2 separate regions of the Mus musculus genome follow, and region 2 is linked to region 1. A link is a loop called in an ENCODE intact Hi-C map of the cell type or tissue named here. Cell type or tissue: heart. All regions are shown on one strand. Links, peaks and the distances in the headings refer to the core of each region. The heading gives the core; the rest is flanking DNA.

Evidence for each region. Peaks named below come from ENCODE experiments on the same cell type or tissue, not always from the same donor. Only the 100,000 strongest peaks of a DNase experiment are listed, where the experiment ranks them.
Region 2: it touches region 1 in a loop (4-fold over the local background); 2 of 42 quality-filtered maps call a loop at or near these places.

The regions. Positions count from the first base shown.
Region 1 is chr1:135,545,180-135,555,803 of GRCm38, forward strand. All of the region lies in intron 1 of Nav1 (neuron navigator 1), which reads right to left. Among named protein-coding and RNA genes, the nearest start is that of Nav1, 35 kb to the right of the region's middle. In heart, for the core only: a CTCF peak has its summit at 3,839; a DNase peak (open chromatin) is centred at 3,802; H3K4me3 peaks cover 391 bases; H3K27ac peaks cover 1,772 bases.
Region 2 is chr1:135,626,434-135,637,057 of GRCm38, forward strand. It overlaps a transcript of Nav1 not described here. Among named protein-coding and RNA genes, the nearest start is that of Gm4793, 34 kb to the left of the region's middle. In heart, for the core only: no CTCF peak of the experiment used is centred there; DNase peaks (open chromatin) are centred at 3,598, 4,520, 5,278 and 7,232; H3K27ac peaks cover 874 bases.

The DNA.
Region 1 (10,624 bases), core at 1,940-6,939:
GAGTTTGCAGCATTGATTTTGCTACACCATCTACCCAGGTGCATGCCCTGTTCCTAGTGGACCACTTTAAGAGCAGGGCCTGGCTTACCCAGTAGGCTCTGGAGACCCACAGACTCCCCTGGCAAGCTCATATTCAGAGCCAAAGTTTGAGAGAGAATCCAGCTTGCCTTTCAAAACAATGAGCAACCTGGAGACCTGTGTGGGGTCCGAGTCTGTTCTCTGGAGGTCTCATTTCTGCTCTTTTGCAGTGTGCTTGGGCGGGTGGCTTTCTGGAAGAGGAAGGAGGACAGACTCCTTCCATTATGACCCCCATCAGGATCCTTTTGGGAAGAGAGGAGGTCTCTGCAGTGAGCTGAAGGCAGAAAGCTCGCTGCAATGGTGTGCAGCTCAGCTTCACTCTGCAGCCTTTGGCAAAGAACTTGGGGAGTAAGCTTACAGGACCAGGGGACAGCTACTTCTCAATGGCTCACACTTGGGGAAGGCTTTGCTAGATCCAGGACAATTAGACCAGAAGAGGACCCTGTTTGGAATAACTGTTGTAAGGTCAGTTTGCCTGTCTGTCTGTCCTTCCTTCCCTCCCTCTCTCCGTCTCTCTTTGTTTTGTTTGTTTGTTTGTTTTTGAGACTGGATTTCTCTGTGCAGCCCGGGCTGTCCTAGAACCTACTGGGCAGACCAGGCTGGCCTCCAACTCAGAGATCCACCTGCCTCTACCTTCTGAGTGCTGGGATTAAAGGCCTGTGCTGCAGCTGCTGCCACCACCACCTGGCTAGGTCTATTTTTTTCTATTACAATTCTAAAAAAATTCCTCCCACCCCTTTTCCTTTGAACACCAGGTAACAGGGTAAGAGAGGATTCTGAAGATTTGACACTAGACTGGGCTTGTGAGCAGGTCTCCGGCAGAGGAGACAGTCTGCCTGTCTCAGACACTGGGGCAGGTCGCTGCTAAGGGCAAGCATGGGATCTCCTGCCCGGTGAACCTCAAGGTTTACCTTTACTGGAAATGCTTCCTATTTTAACAATGCCCAGAGCCTTCCTGTGACACCCTGCGCTGAAGATGATGAGGTCTCTTGTGCAGCAGCTTCTGGGAACAGGGAATGGTTGTTATAGCAACAGTTTACACAGCAGAGAGCCATCTGCAGGGAGTCAGAAGAAGAGGAGAGGGGCTGGGATCAGGCATGCAGAGCACTGGAAGAGGCCTGGGGGATTTCTGGCTGTGACCCCAGTAATCCTAGGTGGTGGCGAACTCTTCTGTCTCTGATACCAGGTACTGTCCTAGAGGCTTTATGGATATGAACCCTGTTTGGTTGCAGGACACGCCTGGGCCAGTCTATTTATTACCCCCGATTTCATAGCTGAGAAAACCAGAGTTCATGGCAGCTGAGACTGCTGCCCAGGATGACACAGCAGCACATGGCAAAGCCAAAATGTGAAAGCAGATGGTCTAGCCTCGTCCAATCCTGGCACCACGAGCTAGAGAGGGTGAGATATGCAGACGAGGCTCAATCACACGCCATAAAGTCCACTTTTTAAAATATATGATTCCATGGCTTCCAGCATGTCTGTACATCATCACTCATGTAATTTTATCACCCCCAGTGTATGGCCTGTACACTAAGCACACACCTGCCATCCTCTCCTTCCTCTAACTCTGGCAAATGCTAGTCTGCCTTCTGACTCTGTAGGTCCACCTACTCAGGATCCTTCACACAAACAGAATCACACACCTTTGTGGTTTCTGTCACTCTGCACTGCCTTCCAAGTTGGTCTACGCTGTAGTATGTTTCACCCCTCTGTTCCTTTTCATGGCTGAATAATATTCTACGGTGTGGATAATATTTGCTTATCTAGCCATCATTTGATGGACATTGGCTTCATCTTTATTTTTTGCCCAGTATGAATAATGCTGCCATGAAAGTCACATATGTGTTGACGTCTGCTTCTCTTTCTCTTGAGTGTATGCTTAGGCGTATACGTGTTATATTCCTAATGTGCTTAGGATCATGTGGTAGTTGTGTGTTTAACACTTTGAGGAACGGCTACACTGTCATCTAAGGTGTCTGTATGCTGTCTCTTTCTGGCTTCTGCCCAGCCTCAGCAACACTTGCTACTGTCTATCACACCTTGGCCAGCCCAGTGTGCCAGGCTATCTCACCATAGATCCAATATGTGTTTTTTGTTTTGTTTTGTTTTTTTCTGATTTAAGAATGTTGAACACCTTTTATATTTGAGCTAGCTAAGGTGTAATTCCCTCAACGGCATTAGCCACACTTTCAAGTTCTCGACAGTGACCTTGCCACGTTGGCTACATAACCATTGCAGCCTAGCCACAAAGCATTCCTGGAAGTGCTAGGCACTGTGTGACATGTCAGAGTCCGTTGGAATGAGGCTGTGTAATGCCACCAGCTCTTTCTCCAGAAGTCTCACACACCCCCTGCCCTGAGCCTCCCTTCATTCCTCCAGAATCAGCCCCCTGGGTGGGATTACATCGTGTGTCCCAGCTTTTGCACACAATCCAGTCCATTATACGGGTGCGCCCATCTTCAGGTTCTCAGGGTTCTCACACTGGGAGCCAAAGTGGGTCAGACATAAACTTGCCAAGAGCATGACTAGATCTAGTGGCAATCAGGAGCAGAAGCTAAAACCTAGCTAAATATGTGGCTGCCTTTCATGTAGCTCCACCCCCAGGACGGGGCCTTTCTCCCTCAGACCTGTTCCTATAAGATGCCACCCTTCCTCCCAGAACCTGTCAGTGGCAATGACTCTGTCAAGATGGCAAAGCTGTGGCCCTCAGACCAGGCCTGACAATGGAGGGTGTAGGACTGATTTTAAAGATTCTGAGGGAGAAAGCTGAGGGTAAAATTTGGGCTTTGTAGGGTTGCCCCAGAAAAAGGGGATGCCCCCAGCCATGGAAGCTATTCACCCCTCCAGCTCCCTGAACCCAATACCACCCACACAGCATCTGATGCGACCTCAGCCTTGATGCTAACTGACATTGGTGCAGGGATGCTTCCCAGAGGACTGTAGTTCCTGGGACCGCCTTCTGTGTTGCAGATCCTCAGCCACCATCACTGGGGGGAGGACTTTTGGATTCAGCCATCTGTCACCACCTCCAGGGTGACCCTCAATGCCTTAGATAAAGGCTTAGGAGCGCCCACCTACCCCCTCCCAGGGCTTAGGCACAAGGCAGAGTTACCAAGCTGGTGGCTTTAAGAAAGACTTTCAATTGTGAGACACAGAACCCCACAGTAAGGAAGAATAAGGCTTGCGGGGACAGTAAAGGACAGAAAGGGACATTTCCTGAGCGTGTTCTACGTGCAGCAGTTGGCCCTAAACATGGACAGACATTCTGTCCTTGGAAGACATCAATCCTGAGAGGATAATAGTGACCCCCCATTTACAGGTGTTTGGTTCTAAGAGGCAGTTAACTCTCTCAGGTCACACAGTTTAAGCAAATAGCACAGTAGGGATCTAGGTTCCAGTCTCTCTTGCCTCCTTCCTTAATAAACTACCAGTGCCAACAAAGACAACCTGGCTGGTCACGCGAGGCTCTTCCTGACCGGCGTGTTGGAGTCAGAGCTTCACAGACCACAGGATAAGGCCTGTCCTCCACTCTGGGATGGATGAGATAAATCATTGCCAGGAGACAGGGGAGTCATGGGCCATTGGCCAGGCCAAGAATTTTCTACCTCCACGATGTGGGGCCGCCTGCCAGTCTTGCAGGCCTTATTGGCAGCCACTGCTCCTGTCCAACACTTCCTCGAGGGAGTCCTTTCTCCCCAGCTGGGCTCTGTCCCAGCTCAGCAACCTGCAAAGCTTCTGGCCTTGGGAGGAACTTCCTAGAACGCCTGGCAGGCGGGGCTGTACGGCCTGCTTGCCAAGCCAAGGCCAGTCATGACTGCCTGCACAGAACATTCAGAATTCTCTTTGTCCGACTCCCGAGGCAGCCTGGGAACCTGGGCGACAGAGCAGCCTGGTACAGCAAAAGCAGCCGTGCCTTCGCCTGCTGCTCCCTCACTGGGAATCCCTCAGGTGGGACGAGTGGAGAGGGCACTAAGGCTTCCCTGCCCACTCCTGCCCTCACTAGTTGCTCTCTGCCCTGAGGAACCTGGGTCCCCCTACAGCTATACGGACAGCATCTTCAACATGAACTCCAGTCTGGGAGCAGGAGCTCTGTGTCCACGTTATGAGATCTTCTGGGGCCTGTGAGCAAGTTGATTAGTCTCTCTGGGCCTCAGTTTCTCCTGGGAAAGATTGTTGAGAGTGGGGGAGGGGAGCTCAGAGGGGAGAGGACGAGAAGGACATGTGAGCTGGGTATCTGCAGAACCAGCGGGCCAGGAGTTGCTGCCGGCCTCCAAGGACAGATGGGGCCTCATGGGGAACTGCATCAGAGTGGGGCTTGGGCAAGATCAGGAAGAAACAATGGGGGGATGTCCACGTTTTCCAGCAGCCCAGGCCCAGCCCCCCCAGAGCCTGCACCCAGCTCAGCAGCCATGTACCTACTGAAGCGGCTGACTATGCACCTTAGGCAGAGTAGCTGCCCGGATGTGTCCAGGCTGTGGAAAAGTCTAACCTAGGTTCTTGCTGCAAAAGTCCTCTCAGGAGACACAAGTACACGGGGGAAGGTCACACTCTGTGGGCAGAATATCACTTGGAATATCCAGGCACCCACACAGGGCAGAGCACACTGACAACTCTATGCCCAGGGCCCTGGAGAGTTAGAGCCAGGAGTGCCTATCCACAGCACAGAAAGAGGGAAACCTTGCCCCAGAGGGACTAACAGAAGCCACCGGATGTCATTTGTTGTGTATCTCTACCCTTTGAACTCATCCAGGTTGCCCAAGAGCCCTTGAACATGGCCGGCTGTCCCTTGAGATTAGATTAAAGATGAGAGAAGGCAGCTCTTAAAGAAAGTGATCAGGAAGAAAACGGAGGTATGTGTGTATGTATGTGTGTCTGTGCAAACACATGTGTATGTATGTGTACATGTAAGTGTATTTCTGTATGTGTCTGTGTATGTCTCTCTCTGTGTAGGAATCAGGGTGTGTGTGTGTCTGCATGCACACATGTGTATATGTACATATATGTATTTCTCTGTGTGTGTGTGTTTATGTCTCTCTCTATGTATGTGTAGAAGTCAAGGTGTGTGTAAGTATGTGTCCGTGTGTGTGCATGTGCATGCGCATGCCTCTATGTGTGTGTGTGTTTATCTGAGTAGGTCCCAGGGCCTGACCGACCTCAATTCTTGGAAATACAGCAACCCTTTGGCAGAACTTATGCCGTCTGTCTCTCTACCTTTGGGGGCAACCAACACCTATTTGGTGCCTACTGTGTGCCGAGTATTTCACACTCTTCAAGCCTCTAAAGCTCCCACAATATTCTGTGAAACATGTTCTGTGGCAGGGAGTTTATCCTGCCACAGAGAGCCTGATTAGCAGTTGGTATTTCCTTTCAGCTGTGAGGTGCAGGGCTGGGATTTGAACCTAAATTCACCATCTCCAACCCCAGGGCTCACCGGATTTCTGTGAAGTCTGTACTACACCCATCTGTTGTTTTCAATGAATAAGAAACACAACAGAGCCCAGAGCCCAGAGCCTGACTAGTCTCAGCTCTCCTGACTCACTTCTACATGCCACCTCTAACTGTGTTATACCAGCTTCCCAGCCCCCTACCCCGTCTGCCTCTGCAGCCAGAGCAGGGAGTCATGGCCACATTCTCCCTGAAAATGATCTTCAGCCCATCTCTGGCCAGAAGCCCCAGCAGCTGGTGACCTCTGAACCCCCTCCCTAGGGTCATCTATGTTTAATGAGCAGGATGCAAAGGGACTATAGAAGAGCGAGGAATCAGCTGCCTGGGCCTGGTTGAATTTCCCTCCTCCAAAGAACAAGGGAGGTCCCTGGTCCTGATGTCTGCTAGGCTTTGCTCTCACTTCTGCTCCGCTCCGACTGGGGCAGCTCAGGGCAATGACTGCAGAGCTGCTCATCCCTTCCAGTTCCTTGTGTTCCATTCTTAGACCAGGCACCTGTAGGTGGTTGCCATGGGAACAGCTGGCTCAGGTTTCACTCCTGGGGACCACTGAGCCTAGCCTGTGTGTGCTCCTTCTCCCTCTGGGAAGACAAATTGGAGAATACACTTAGGAGTAAGATATTCATGCAGAAGCGCTAAGCCCAGGCTAGAGGCTGGGGGATGACTTGGGTGGCTTCAAACACTTCAGCCACCTAACACCTAAGGAGTCTCAGAGCGGGTCCATCCACTGAATCTGAGGTCTTTGTATTTTGACACTTCAGCGTCCCAGATGACCCTAGGGTCCTTGGTCTAGAGTCTGAGGCTCTCTGCTATAATTTTTTGACGTGGTATTCTTACCACCCTCACACCCACTCTATCCTTTCACCCATCCAGCCAGTCTGGCTCCTCACTGCACCCTTGCCCGCCTGTGCTTCCCCCTGCTCTATTGGAAGGCTCTTCCCTGCTTAAGCGAATGCCTGGTTCAGGTCACATCTCTTCCCAGAAATTTTCCTGACCCACATCAGATACAACTTCTTCTTGTTCTAGAGCTTTCTATCACCGAGTCATTGATCACGGAACACATGTTGTACCAGACACAGTGATACAGCCCTCAGTCCCTGCACTTGGGGGGTGAGGCAGGCAGATCTCTGAATTTGAAGCCAGCCTGGTCTACCTAGTAAGTTCTAGGACAGTCAGGGCTACATACACAGTGAGAGCCTTTCTTGAGGAACAAACAAACAAACAGAAGAGCGCATGTCACCTCTGGTTTTGCCTACTGTGACACTACCCCCCACCTAACCCCCCCACCTCTATCCAATGCCAGCATCAGTGGTGATCAAGCAGCAGGTGCCCAGGAAACAAAGCTTGAATGGCCCCTGGAGAATGCAGATTGTCCCTCATCTGGCCCTCCCCCTTGCTATATAACACCATTCCTCTCTCAGAGACTCCATAGCAAACTCGACCACAGCCTGTGTATCCTTTCTGACCCATGCCTCTTTACACAGCTGCTGGCTTTGAGGGCAGAAGCCATATGCCATCCATCACTGAATGCCTGTACCTGACATGGTACTTAGGCTACAGCTGATGTCTTAGTCAGGGTTTCTATTGCTGTGAAGAGACACCATGACCGTGGCAACTCTTATAAAAGAAAATATTTAACTGAGGCTGGCTGACAGTTCAGAGGTTTAGTCTATTATCATGGTGTGACCCATGGTGGCATGCAGGCAGACATAGTGCTGGAGAGGTAGCTGAGAGTTCTACATCTGGATCAGCAGGTAGCAGGAAGAAAGAGTGACACTGGGCCTGGCTTGAGCATCTGAAACCTCAAAGCCCACACCCCCTGTGACATATTTCCTCCAACAAGGCCACATCTACTCCATATGGGCCTATGGGTCATTCAAACCACCACAGTCGATCTTCCCTGCAGACTTGCTAAATGAACACATCCCCAGGCCTCTGGTCAGACCCTTTCTTACCTTCCTGACCCAGGGCAGAAAAACAGAGGAATTAAGGGGACATGGGAGGGAAAGTGAGCCCTTGCCTTGGGTCTGCTAGCAGCATCTTGCTAGCTGAGTAGCAAGTATTCCTGCACAGCTAACAAAATCTGCTGTGAAAACTGCCTACCTACAGACGACATAGAGCTATGTCAAATGGGGATGTTAAAGTAGCAAAGAGAGCCATGGGTAAGCCATGAGCTCGCATAAACTTCAGCTAATCCTTCTCTAGCTACCAACCTGGACATTTCACAAACAAGACTACTAGAGTTGTTTCGAGACAGGGTTTCTCTGTGTTGTCCTGGCTGCCCTCTGTAGACCAGGCTAGCCCCGAATCACAGAGATCTGCCTGCCTTTGCCTATCGAGTCAAAGGCGTGCACCACCATCAGCTGGCTTACTCGAGGTTTTTACAGTAAAAAATAAATAAATAAAAAATATGCATCTTTCCTCCCTCATGCAATCCTCATGACTCAGCACAAATTCTGACCAGTGCACCTCAGAATCCACCCTTTGATCTATTTACTAAAAACAAACTCAAAATTCCTTCAAGTCCCTTAGGAAAACACTATCTTCAGAAGCCACCCAAATTGTACGTGTGGTGATTGTTAAGACACAGGTTGCAACTGTCTCTGGAGGCGCTCACACCCACGCCTGGGTATGTCCTCTTTTCACTAAAGAGTTTCTCCTCCTGGCAGTGTTCATGCTGAAGCCATGCTGAATGCTCTTAATGAACTCCAGCTCCACTTTACACCCATTCATCCTGAACTCCTTTTCTGCTGAGCAGCATTGCTTCAGCCGAGTGGAGGCTCTGAGAAGAACCCTTCTTTCTGGCTGTGTGGGTTTTAGCAGGAAGCTGTCTCTGATCCCTGACTCTCCCCACTCCCCTTCCTGCTGGGCTCTTCCTGCTCACCGATTAACAAATGAGCAAGGACAACACCTCACAGACAGACAGACAGACAGACAGACAGACAGACAGACACACACACACACACACACACACACACACACACACACACACACACTGTCACCTCTCTCTCCTGAACTGCCACCATTCCGCCCCGTCTTTCCAGCTCATTTCCTTTCCAAGGCCAGCTTCTGGACCTCCAGCCCTTGCCCTTTCTTTCCAAATGCAGCAGCCTGACTCCAGCTGTGACAGGCTTTATTCCCCACAGGTGGAGATCATCTTGTCCTTGATTCTCTTTCTGAGGGGGCCCAACCCAGTACTCTGTCTTAGATCCTTCCTGCAGGTAGACTCTATGGCTCTGCCCCATCGTCCCAGCGAACACCTGACTTTTATTGTCTCTGTCTTAAATGTACACACACACACACACACACACACACACACTCATGCATGTGTGCACACATACCACAAAAACGTATACATACACCACACACACACACTACACACATACAACACACCACACACACACACACAATACACCACACACACACACACACACACACACACACACAACACACATATAACACACTACACACACAATACACCACACATACACACACACACACACTACACATATACAACACACTACACACACACACACTGAACACACACATGAACATACACACACACTGCACAAGAGCAAACATACACACCAAACGTGCACACCACATGCACACCACACACACTACACACACACACACACACACACACACACACACACGCTCTCCTGAGCGTGCGTCTTTGTCTTCCTCTCCATCATTCCAGCCTCCATGCTCTCTTCAGGTACAAATCAGTGGGAAATGCCTCCCCAGACACCATAAACGCTTTTAATGGAGACCAGGAACTCATTTTAAAGATTTTCCTCCATTTTCTGAGCCATTACAAATTCCTGGTACCTGGGAGTCAGAGCAATTGTCCCCAGGCAGGCAGACATATTTTACTGGACATACAACTTTTTAAACACACAGAAAAAAAAAAAAAACAAAACCCTACAATAAAACTCACTACCCAGACTTTTAAACTGAGCTATCTGTCACTCACCCTAATTCTCCTCTTTCAATGGCCCTTTCCCTTAAAAGGCTTCTAAAGGGCCTCACTCAGCCAGCTGTTAGGCAGCGCTTGGCTCCTGCCACATCCTCAGAGCTCAGCGTGTGGTCACGTAGTCTCCTGCCCATACAAGCCACTCTAGTGAGATCCTCAGCGAGACAACACAGGCTCATTAAACGTTTGCAAACGAGTGAACAGTGAACGTACGTATAAATGAATGAAAGGAGACAACAGGGAGAAGAGATTCCAGAAGCAGATCAGCTCCACAGCCAAGAAGGAACGGGGGTTGGGAAGAGGGAGAGGACATACAGTCCTGGAAAAGCCACAACACATAAATTGTGACCAATGACCACGAGCGACTCAGGCTTCCTGTCTGCGTCTGCTTTCAGCTGAACATTCCCCTTTGCTGACACGGCTCCTGGTCCACAGCTGGGGAAGCTACGCACGCGTCTGCCCCATGAGCAGGTGCTAAGTTAGAACCTTAAGCTGGGCTGTTCTTAGAATCCTAGGTTCACTGGGGGCGTGCTGTGACCAGTTAATGGAAGATTCAGAAAGTTGTTCCCTTCCCTCTTATTTACCATCCACCCACCTGGCAGGAAAGGAGGTCCCACAGTTCTGTTCCTCAGCCAGAGACCAGGGACAACAAGGTGGCTTGTCTGCATTCCCTGGAGACACGGGCACGACCAACACCTTTGTTCCTTTGCGTATGCTATGCCTTCAACCTGGCAGGCCTGGCCTCCCTGGCTGCAGCTCCCTGTCAGAGAGCTTACTCTCAGCACTATCACTGTGCCAGACTCTTGGGAAAACAAAAGAGCAAACCAAGCTTCTCACACCTCTCCCAGAGCCTGAGAGCCTTCTCTCACAAACCCACTGTCCTGGGCCCCGGAGCTGATGGTTCAGTTGTGACCCTGTTACAGTGGCTCTCAACTGAGAACAGAAATACTTCTGGGGACTCTTGACTAGACGGACATGTTACTGGCATCCAGTATGCGGTGGCTGTGGATGTTACCAAACATCTTCCAATGTTCCGGGCAGCACCCTCAACTGAGGGCTATCTGGCCTCAGTGTCGGCAATGCAGAGGTTGACTCTTGTCATCACACCTGCTCCTCTCTATAGAG
Region 2 (10,624 bases), core at 2,660-7,659, 82 kb after region 1:
TCTCCCCCAGTACTTGAAACACCTCTGTGGTTTCAAAGCTAACTTTCCCAATAATGCCAACAAGACACCAGAGGGGCACTGCTGCCGTTTCGGTTTGGCTAGAGGCCAGCTTGCCAGGAGTAGGATGGCTAAGAGTGGAGACTGGTAGGACCAAGGAAGCCAAGATGAATACCAGCAAGAGCTGGAAGGCTACTGGCTCCAAGCTGGGCCCACTGCAGCATCCGGAGCCAACAGCGGTTCTCAGGGGCCTCACAAGGGCTGGATCTACGGCAAGGCAATTTCATGGTTAAAAAAAAGCCTTGCCAGTCTTAGGAACAGGGGGTTACTCTAGGCAGGCTGGTACCCTTCATGAGGAAACTTGAAGAAAAGCCCTTGCAATGACAGCAAAAAAAGAGACTCGGGACCATGGTAAGAGACAGCCTTGAGTGTGCTTCATAACCACCTGGCCTGGTATTCATCTTCCACACATAGATGGCGGGTTCCTCCACAGCCATTCACGCAGGTGGGTAAGGAGATGAAAGAGCAAGGGAAGCATTCAGGAGAGGCCTAGGGTGAGGGCCCCAGAGAGGAGGGGTGGGGGAGCCTGAGCTGGGTAGAGTTAGTTTTCCCAAGGACTCACAGAGTGTGGGATTGGGTGCTGAGGGTGCCTGTGTTCTAACTGCCTTCACAGTTAAGTTTTCTATTGTAGTTAAGTTTTTTATTGTATTTATAATGTGGTGTGTGTGTGTGTGTATGTATGTGTGTGCGCACATGCATGCGCGTGCTCATACATGAGCATCCATCCCATGGTACATATACAGAGACTGGAAGACAACTTTTAGGAGTCAGTTCTTTCTTTCCACTATGGGTTCTAGGGGTTGACTCAGTTGGTCAGGCTTGCGTGGTATGTTCTTTTTACTGGCTAAGCAGTCCTACCTGCCCATACTTCAGCTTTACCTGTCCTAAATACTGGCTCTTCATCTGTCCTTCACCTAATCCATTTTGGCTGTCATAAAAGTCTACAGCCTGGGTAGTTTTGTGACCAACATGTACAGATCTTTCTGGAAGACTGGAAGCTCAAGGTTCAGGCAATAGAAGGTTCGCTGTCTGCTAAGGGGTCACTTCCTGGTTCAGAGGACCCTTGCTGTGTCCTCACACACTGGGAAGTTGAGGGTCTCTTCCCCATGGCCTAGTCATTCTCCCAAAGGGCTCAGCTCTCAATCACCGTGCTGAGGTAAGGATTCAGTGCATGAAGGCCAGAGTTAGAGCATTCGCTTTCCACACTGGATTTTATTAAACAGTATATTCCCCTGGGCTGGGCCTCGGTGGGCACTGCTGCTGCTTAAATCAGTCTTCTCTGACCACAAGCTGAGAGCATGGGAAGGAAAGAAGCAAGCAGGCTTAATGGCCAGCCTCTGCGGAGTCGCTGGGAGAGATGAACGTCCCAGGAGTCAGATCTCAGATGCAGCATCTGCCTAGCGCTGGAGGGTGGCTGCCCAGGGTGAACTTGATCTTAAGCACTTCAGCTTAGGAGAGTTCATCCTAGATAAGGGACTGATTGACAGCTAAGCATCTAAGCCTCCTTAGTTTCCCACTTCTCTCCGTCCATTCTCTCTCCTTCCTCCACATTTTCTTTGTAATGTTTTTGTTGTTGTTTTGCTTTTTTGCCTTTTTATTTTGTTTTGTTTTTGGAGTTCTCAGGGTTCCCCTGTGTAGCGCTGGCTGGCTGGAACTCTGTAGACCAGGCTGGCCTGGAATTTCCAAAAATCCACCTTACCTCTACTTGCCATGTGCTGGGATAAGTGCGCATCACCACCATCCAGCTGTAAAGTTTTTATCTTAAAGCATTATTATTTTGGATTTGCATATACTAATTGTACATATTTTGGGTTCCATAAGGACAGTATGGAGTATATACTGTATTCCGGCCATGTATTCCAGCATATCCTCTTTTCTTCCCTGCCCCTCCTACTTCCTCCTAGTCTCTTTGCTTCTCCCAGACAGGTTTGCTTTCATTTTCAAGTCACATATGTATCTATACATGTATAGATCCTATAGGTCTATATATAGTCCTAGACTCTCAGATGTGATACTGGTCTTTTTGAGCTTGGTTTAATTTGCTCAATGTGACAATCTCCAATTGTATCCATTTTCCTGAAAAGTGACACAATTTTATTCTATGGCTGAATAAAATTCCATTGTGAATATAAACCGTCTTCTTCTTATCCACTCCTCTGTTGATGTGCACCTGGGTTGCTTTGTAATTTCTATTGTAAATAATACAACAGTAAACCATGGCACGTGGGGTCTCTGCACTTGGAGCGGTGTAGCTGGATCATGGAATACAGTTTTTACATTGTTGCTGCTGCTTTGTTTTAAAGAATCTCAATACCGATTTCTGTACTGGTTATAATGGCTTAACAGTGTGTACGTGCTCCCTGTTCCCTGAATTCTCACCAGCACTTGCTATTATTTATTTTCTTAGGAAAAGGAGCAGCACTCCCATCTGCCCTCTGCCCGGTTTCCCTTAATGTTCAAGCTTCACACAACCACACGTCATTGTCAAAACCTGGAGACTAACACCGGCATATTACTATTGACTAAACTGCAAGCTCTCTTTGGAGTTCACCAGTTTTGTTTTGTTTTCCTTCAATGGTCCCTTCTTTTCCTGTTGCATTTGGCTCACCTCCACCTTCTAAAACCCACAATGCCCTTTGAAGACTGGATCCTGAACCAGTGAGATGGCTCAGTGGGTAAAGGCATTTGTCAACCATTTGAGTTGCATTCCCAGGGCTCACACAGTGGATGGAGAGAAGCAATCCCTGCACAATGTCATTCTGACCCCCACAGACATGCCACGGTGCATGTGCGCCCACATGCAAAATAAAATGTTAATTCAAAAATAAAAAGACAGGCCGGGCAGTGATGGCGCACGCCATTAATCCCAGCACTCGGGAGGCAGAGTCAGGCAGATTTCTGAGTTCGAGGCCAGCCTGGTCTACAGAGTGAGTTCCAGGACAGCCAGGACTACACAGAGAAACTCTGTCTCAAAAAACTCCAATAAAAATAAAAATAAGGGGTTGGGGATTTAGCTCAGTGGTAGAGCAGTTGTCTAGCAAGCGCAAGGCCCTGGGTTCGGTCCTCAGCTCTGGAAAAACAAACAAACAAACAAACAAACAAACAAATAAAATAAAGACTGTAGTCCACCTTGCCATGTTTCAGAGAAAAGGCAGAAGACATTTGTTTTACTGTCCATTCTAGGTTTGGAACCCAAGGAAGGAGAAATTAAGTCTCAGAGAAGGTGAGCCCTGCAGGAGATTCACTGGCTGCCTCCACCTGGAGACTCTTTCTATGGAAACCTTCCTCTACCCCAGCCTGGGTGCCTTCCTGTCCAAGGGTCATTCCAAGTGCAAAGGCTTTGAGAGAGAACTGCCCCAGAACCCTAATAAATAAGGGGAACCCAGAAGAGCTGACTGCTTAGGACCCTTCCCCTAAGGGCTGCTCATCTGCTCTGAGCTGCTCCTTTGGATCGAAGCCCAGAACATGGCCTGTAACTTTAAGACTCAGCCCCTGTTTTGAGCACACAGCAAGCACCTCATAACAAACAGCTGGAAAGAGAAGTTGAGACACTGCATCTCAGCAGAATTGTTTCCAAATAAAGTGTTGTTTCTCTCCCTCCTCAGACTAGCCCTGGTGATGCACCCAGCGCTTAAGCACTGCGGATCTTTTCTTGCTTATGACACAGACACTCTCCCCTCCCCGCTCCACACCCTCGGGCCCCATCCCCAGCATGGCCTCTTTTATAGCAAGGATAAGAATGGTGCTAACAGGAATCTGAGTGTTCTCAGGAAGCCTTCCTGCAGCTCCCCCCATAAAAAGACCCCTGGTAAAGGCTTATCTTTCTAGAGAGGTAAGATTCATAGAAAGATACTTCCAGAACATCAACATCAGGGGATGGGGGTGGGGATCCTGTGTCTGAGATCCCAGACCTCTGTACTAGGGTCAGGACCTCATGAAACTCTCAACACATTAGTTTTGTGCTCTGTAGTTTACGAGGGTCACAGAAAACTGAATTGTATCCAGAGCAGGAGGGCTGGCCCGGTAGAGGTTAATGGACTGGGGTGGCATATCCGCCATGAATCGAGGGATGCTGGCTAATGGGCTTTGCAGATATAAAACCTTTGTCTTCCATTTTCACTAAGATAGGGTCTTGAAGTCCCTTTCCAACCATAAAAATTAGAACCAGAGAAGAAAATGACCAGGGTGGCAGCCGGGAGATCCTGAACATGTGCCCCATGAAGCGTGTGGCATTACCTTCTCAGAGAGCTCTCTGATATGATTTCTCTTTCCTAGGAGATCCATCCTTGCCAGCGGGGCCTAGGTGAGGAGACTGGGAAAGTCAGTGACCCCCAACACCCAGATACCTGGTTTGACTCCTCCTTATGTTAAGTGGGACCAATCCAGTCCAGGCCCCAGGAAAAGCTCCAGAAATGTTTGTGTTGTTTTCCGTTTCTTGAGACAGGCTCTCAGTATGTCCTCCAGGATGGCCTTTAACTTGGGGTCCCCTGGGATTACAAGCATGTACACCACGCAGGGCTGGAAGTGGTTTCTGAGTGAAGGGCAGAGCCCCCTAATCCTAATACCTCCCTGATATTAGCCACCTGTCCAAGGCAAGGGCAAGGATAGGATGACCCTTGTAGAACCCATTCAGCTCCAAGACTAACCATAGAAGGAAGAGCAGCCTCCTCTCTCCATCCCCCAGTCCCTGGACTGAAGACTCTGCTGCCTGGGTACCACTAGGATTTCCCATCCAAAAAAAAAAAAAAAAGATTTCCCATCTGAGAAGATCTCCCTGACCTTCTCTGAGGAGAAGAGAGGCCCTGAGCTCCGTCTCCATGCCACGTACACAACAATGCTCTTCACTCCTGATCTATCCTGGACATCTCTAGCAATGATGCCTTCTTGAGGAAGTTAGTCTGCTGCCAAGTACTGTGTCTGGATCAGACTAGACAATCAATATGCTGGTCTGCTTCTTGGTCCCTGAAGCTGGGCTCCTCTCCTCTGTCCCTTACAGAGGCAGGATGGTCAACCCCCCCCCCCCACTCTTGTTCTCTGCGGGCCCCGGAATGAAGGCTCCTGGGAAGGATTGGCCTCACTTCATCTCACTGAGCTGCTAGCTCACCAGTCTAAATGAAGAACATGAGCAACAGCTGTTAAGGAAGCTGACCTGGACTTCTGGGCTAAACAGGAAGTAGGGTGGAGGGCAGGGGCGGAGCTTCCTGAGGAGTAGGAAGGAGGAAATCTGGCCCACGTGCTCCCTGTGTTATCGTAGCTTGGCACTCAGCCCAGCAGAGCAGAGGCTGCAGCCTGCAGGAAGGTGTCTGTAGATCCAGTCTTCAAACATTAGCTGGAAGCCCTCCGGGGCATGTTAGGATGTTATCTGATCATCTGTGGTTTGCACTACGAGCGCTGCTCACTCAGAAAGTCTCAACTCCAATCAACACAGAGCCCCCAGAAAGATGGTAAGATTGGAAGTGGGAGATATGCGGTAAAGACAGGTATGTGTGAATCCCAGGAAACGCTGGGTGCTTTGAGAAGGTAGAGGCTGGGAAGCAAGAGGAGGCTGCAGAAAACCCAGAACACTCTAAACTGCTGTCCTAGGGTTTCTATTGCTGTGAAGAGACACCACGGCCACCACAACTGTTATAAGAGGAAACATTTATCTGGGGCTGGCTTACAGTCCAGAGGTTTAGTCCATTATCATCATGGTGGGAAGCATGGTGGCATACAGGCTGACATGCATGCAAAAATTACAGGAATTCTACATTTGGATCCTCAGGCATCAGGAGAGACAATGACACACTGGCCAGGCTAGAGCATCAGAGACCCCAGAGCCCATTCCCAGTGACACACTTTCTCTGACAAGGCCATACCCACTCCAGCAAGGCCACACCTCCCAATAGTGCCACTCCCTATGAGCCTATGGAGCCATTTTCATGCAAACTACCCCACTTGCCCATAGGCGTGCTTCATAGTTGTTGGCTCTGATTACAAGGTCACTTCTGCAGCCCTTGGGCTAAACCAGAGTTCCTTCTGTGTGTTGTTAAAACTCATCCTACCTGTTCAGTCTCTTCCCACAGGGCTGTAAGTTCAATGGGGGCATTCTAGAAGCCCATCACTACCTCCCACAACCCTGTTGTGTGGTCAATAAATACGGTTAAATAGATAACTACACAAAGTACTTTGGGAATGACCAAAAAGGGAAGCTTGGGGCTGACGAGATGGCTCTGCAGTTAAGGGCACTGACTGCTCTTCCAGAGGTCCTGAGTTCAATTCCCAGCAACCACACAGTGGCTCACAACCATCTGTAATGGGATCTGACCCTCTCTTCTGGTGTGTCTGAAAGCAGTATACTCACATATATAAAATAAATAAATCTTTTTTTAAAAAAAGGAGGGAGAGTCTGTAGGAAGTATATGTGTGTGTATGTGAGAGAGAGAGAGAGAGAGAGAAAAAAAAGAATGACAGTGTTAGTCCTTGAGTGATCTAGAAAACAAAACAAAACAGGAATTCTTTGGCAGTCTAACCCATGAGGGTACCTCTCAGGCCCAGGTGGTAACGATATGAGGTTGTTCATATTCCCTTGGTGTGTCCGAAGCCCTGGCTAACTTAGGGCTAGCATCAGCGTCAGTGTTGGATTACCCCCAAGGAGAGAAGAATATCTGCCGTCAGGAAGCATCCAGGTTGGAGGACACATGAAGGTGCTTCTGGGGCTTTCCAGCCTTACGGGAGAGATGAGGTCCACAAGGCAGACAGACGCTTGAGAGAAATGCAGTGACAAGAGACAAGAGTATATGTGACATTCACTGTGTACCAGCCACTGCCCCTAGCCTTTCATATGTATCAGCTAATTTCACTTCAGAAAACCCTGTGATGTGGAAAATGTTACTGTTTCCATTTTACAAGTAAGAGAAAGGAGACTGACTCTGGTCGAGGCACTCATCTTAATCCCACTAAGACACAGATTAGATTGGCCAATATTTAAGTCCAAGCTGCAGGCCTCAGAGCCTTCTTGGCTTCCCATGACATCTCTGACTAAAACGACATAGACAACTTCTGGGGAGCTAGTCACGAAGTGAGATAACCACAGTTAATGAGCGTACCAGAAGAGGGGCATGCTGGGAAGGACTGAAGCAAGAGGTAAAGAATATCCTGGTTACAGAAGACGCACATGTCATAGCAGAAACAGCACAAGAATACTGCTTTCAAGTTATCCCAAAGCAGTGGGAAGGGACTTCCTCTTTTTCTCTGGGCTGTAAGACAGTGGTCATGCTGGAGAGCCAGACTCTGATCCTGACCTTTCACTGTGCATAGCTGTTCCAGCCTGTCCTTCCCCAGTTCAAAGCCTGCCCCTAGATTAACTAAAAGCCAGGTGTCTTAGGGTTTTATTGCTGGGAAGAGACACCATGACCATGGCAACTCTTATAATGGAAAACATTTAATTAGGGCTGGCTTACAGTTTCAGAGGTTTAGTCCATTATCATCATGGCAGGAAGCACAGCACCATGCAGGCAGACATGATACTGGAGAAGGAACTGAGAGTTCTGCATCCTGATCAGGAGGTAGCAGGAAAAGATTGACTCACTGAGCTGGACTTGAACATCTGAAACCTCAAAGCCTGCCTCCTAGTGACACACTTCCCCCAACAAAGCCACACCCACTCCAACAAGGCCACACCTCCTCATAGTGCCTCTCCCTGAGCCAAGCATTCAAACACTTGAGTCTACGGGAGCCATTCCTGTTCATACCACCATGCCTGCTACGTCTGAAAAGAAAGAATCTGTAGGTAAAGGTGATGCCTTGGCATCTGGGGTGGGGAGGAGGCTTCGAGGAGTCACTTGAGGAAAAAGTGTCAGTTGAGCCAGAGAAGGGAAGCTCACCAAAGACAGCATTTCTGAATGTCAGCCAAATAGAAAGGGCTCACTGACTGGAGGAAGAGAAGCAGAACTGTGCTTGATTCTAACGGCTGTGTATCTGAATAAGGTGCCTTTGTGGTTCTCATACGTCCTTGAGCCTAGCACAGCACAGGAGCTCACAGAAGCACCTGAGAAAATAGAGCTCAAATGAGCAAGTTTTGGAGCAGAGACAGACACTCAAGCTGAGCCTTAGACTGCAGAGACGAGGGCTCTCCCAATGTGACTGTCTGAGGACCAAGTCACCCTGGCTTGGACACACCAGTACTCGGACACATAGTGAGTCACCATGTGAGTACTAGAGGTGCAAGCAATGTTCCATATTGCCACGTTTTGCCTTCGGGGATGTGCTAGCACGCCTTGTCTTGGACCAGTGCTTAGCTTTGTTACTTTTCTCATGCCTTTCCCCATGGAGAAGATTCAGATATTCTCTTCTCAGTGTTTCCTTTTCCAGAACCAACTGGCTGGTCCCTCCAACATACCTCCCTGAAACACAGTGGAGGCAGCAAGAGGAAAACAGCAACCCTGGGAGAGACATTGCCTTCCTACCCACTTCAGGCCGCAGGTCCTTGCTGGTTTCAGCAGGTTTCCGTGCTGGACAGCTCCCATACCTCCTAGTTCCAACCTGGAAACCTGTGGCTGCCTTCCTCCCTCCTTAACCATTTCCTGCTGTTCTGCTCCTTCCTTTACAAGACTGGGTGGGAGGCGTGGGGGGAGGGTCCAACTGCCTTTCCTGCAGACCATCACTCTCCTTACTTTCCCCGTTACCCTCGTGCCAGAGGATCGACTTTTGATACACCCTCAGGAGATAACACCTACCTCCCTGTTTCCTCCTCTCCCTTCTACTAGAGTCAGGCAACCTAGATGGACCTTGTCTCTGCCATTACCTGATAATGGGCTGGAAGGCTTGCATCACGATGACTGCACAGTTGGCCTTGCTACAGAACCACCGGAATTACCCGGCCTCTGCCAGTAGCCATTCACTGGTCTCAGGGTACCCTAAAAGAAATCCCTGTCAGCACAGACCAATGGGTGGCTCTGAGGCACCCTTCCTGCAGCTTCCTGCAGTCCCTGAGCAGGAGCTTTCTGCTGTATCTTTCTAGCAGCCACCTCTTCCTCTCTCTTTTTCTACAGTCATTCTGAAACTCCAAGCCTGCGTGGGCCAGAAGCCTATGATACGGACAAGGCAGGCAGAAGTGAGCCTCTGCAAGCTTGAGACACTGCCGTGGCCGTGGTGTGGGGCTGAGCACAGCCTGGACCCAAAATGGCTCTTTGAGGCACACATGTGGTGGAGAAACAATTCCTTCCCATAGTCAGACTTCTTAGCTCTTTGCTCTTGTCAGGCTGTTCTCTGTATAGCAGCGTACCAAAGATCTCTCCCCTCTTCCCATCTGTACTGATGTGTTTCCCCCATCCCTGAACCCCCAGGACCTGAAGTCAGACTCTCAACACCTGCTCTTAATTCATCAGCATCCTGGCGAGCCTCCCATGGCCCCAGCCCATCATCATCATCATCTCTGCAGCTGCAGCCGGACAGAAGCAGCAGGGATAGTTTTGGGAGGAGGTGTAGCTCGGGGTTGAGGGAGGAGCCGGCACTAAGACCACTGGGGAGCCTCAATCTTGAGGGGTGCAAAATGTGTACTTAAGCATATGTTAAACAGCTCTCTCCTCATTCTATCAGTAGAGTTAATAGCAAGGAGATGCACCAGTGACCACAAATCTGGTGCAGGTCCAGGGCATAGAAGCTGGGAGAACTGAGCAAAAGAATAGAAAAACAACCAGGTCCCCGACATTTGGATAAACTCTGGGTTCTGGATCTGGTGCCTCTGACTCATCTGTCGTCTAGCCGCTGCCCCAGGGCCTAACTAATTGGAGGAAAGTTAAATAGAGCCAAAGAAAACAAGGGAGATATTACAGAGCCCCAGGTTTCTGGGCTTACAGGGGAGAGAGAGCAGATGTCTTAATTTATGAGCCTGCATTAGTCTACCCCAGGGGAGAGGAAGACGCAGGCCTGGAGTGGGTTGGAGTCTGAGGGCTAAAGTGTCCCCTCTCTTACTGAAGGGCCGTGAGACTGACGGATGGATGGGCCTACAGCTGGAGTCAGGTTGGGCCTGGGGAGGGCATTCATCATGGAGAGCCTCATAAAGCCAAAGGACAGGGGGCTGCGACTGAAGGCTGCTTTTCCCACCAGAGTCTTGGTTACGACCCAAGGTCCAGGGACATTGATGGCAAGGTTAGGGGGCATCTTTGATGATAAGGACAACCTCCCTTGAGGCGCCTAGAGATCAGGGAGAGAGAGAGAAAAGATGTAACTGAGAATGACAGCGTCTGAGTCACAGGAGAGGGACACTAAATGTATTCCAATCGTCCCTCGTCTGACAGTGGAGCCTGAACCAGAGGGACAAGGGCTGACTCCTCATCCAGGTGGCCCTTCAGCAATGTGTCCCCATTTTGCTGACTGAGCCATGAGACCTGTGTTTTCCTCAGCTTCCCTGCAAGATACATCTGGTTATCTCTTCCTCCATCTTCTACCCTCCATCCTCCATCTCCATCCTCCATCTCCATCCTCCATCTCCATCCTCCTCCATCCTCTTCCATCCTCCTTTCTAATCGCTCTTAGCTATCTGACTTTGAGCACAGCCTCCCAGGTCTTTCATTCACAGCTGATACGC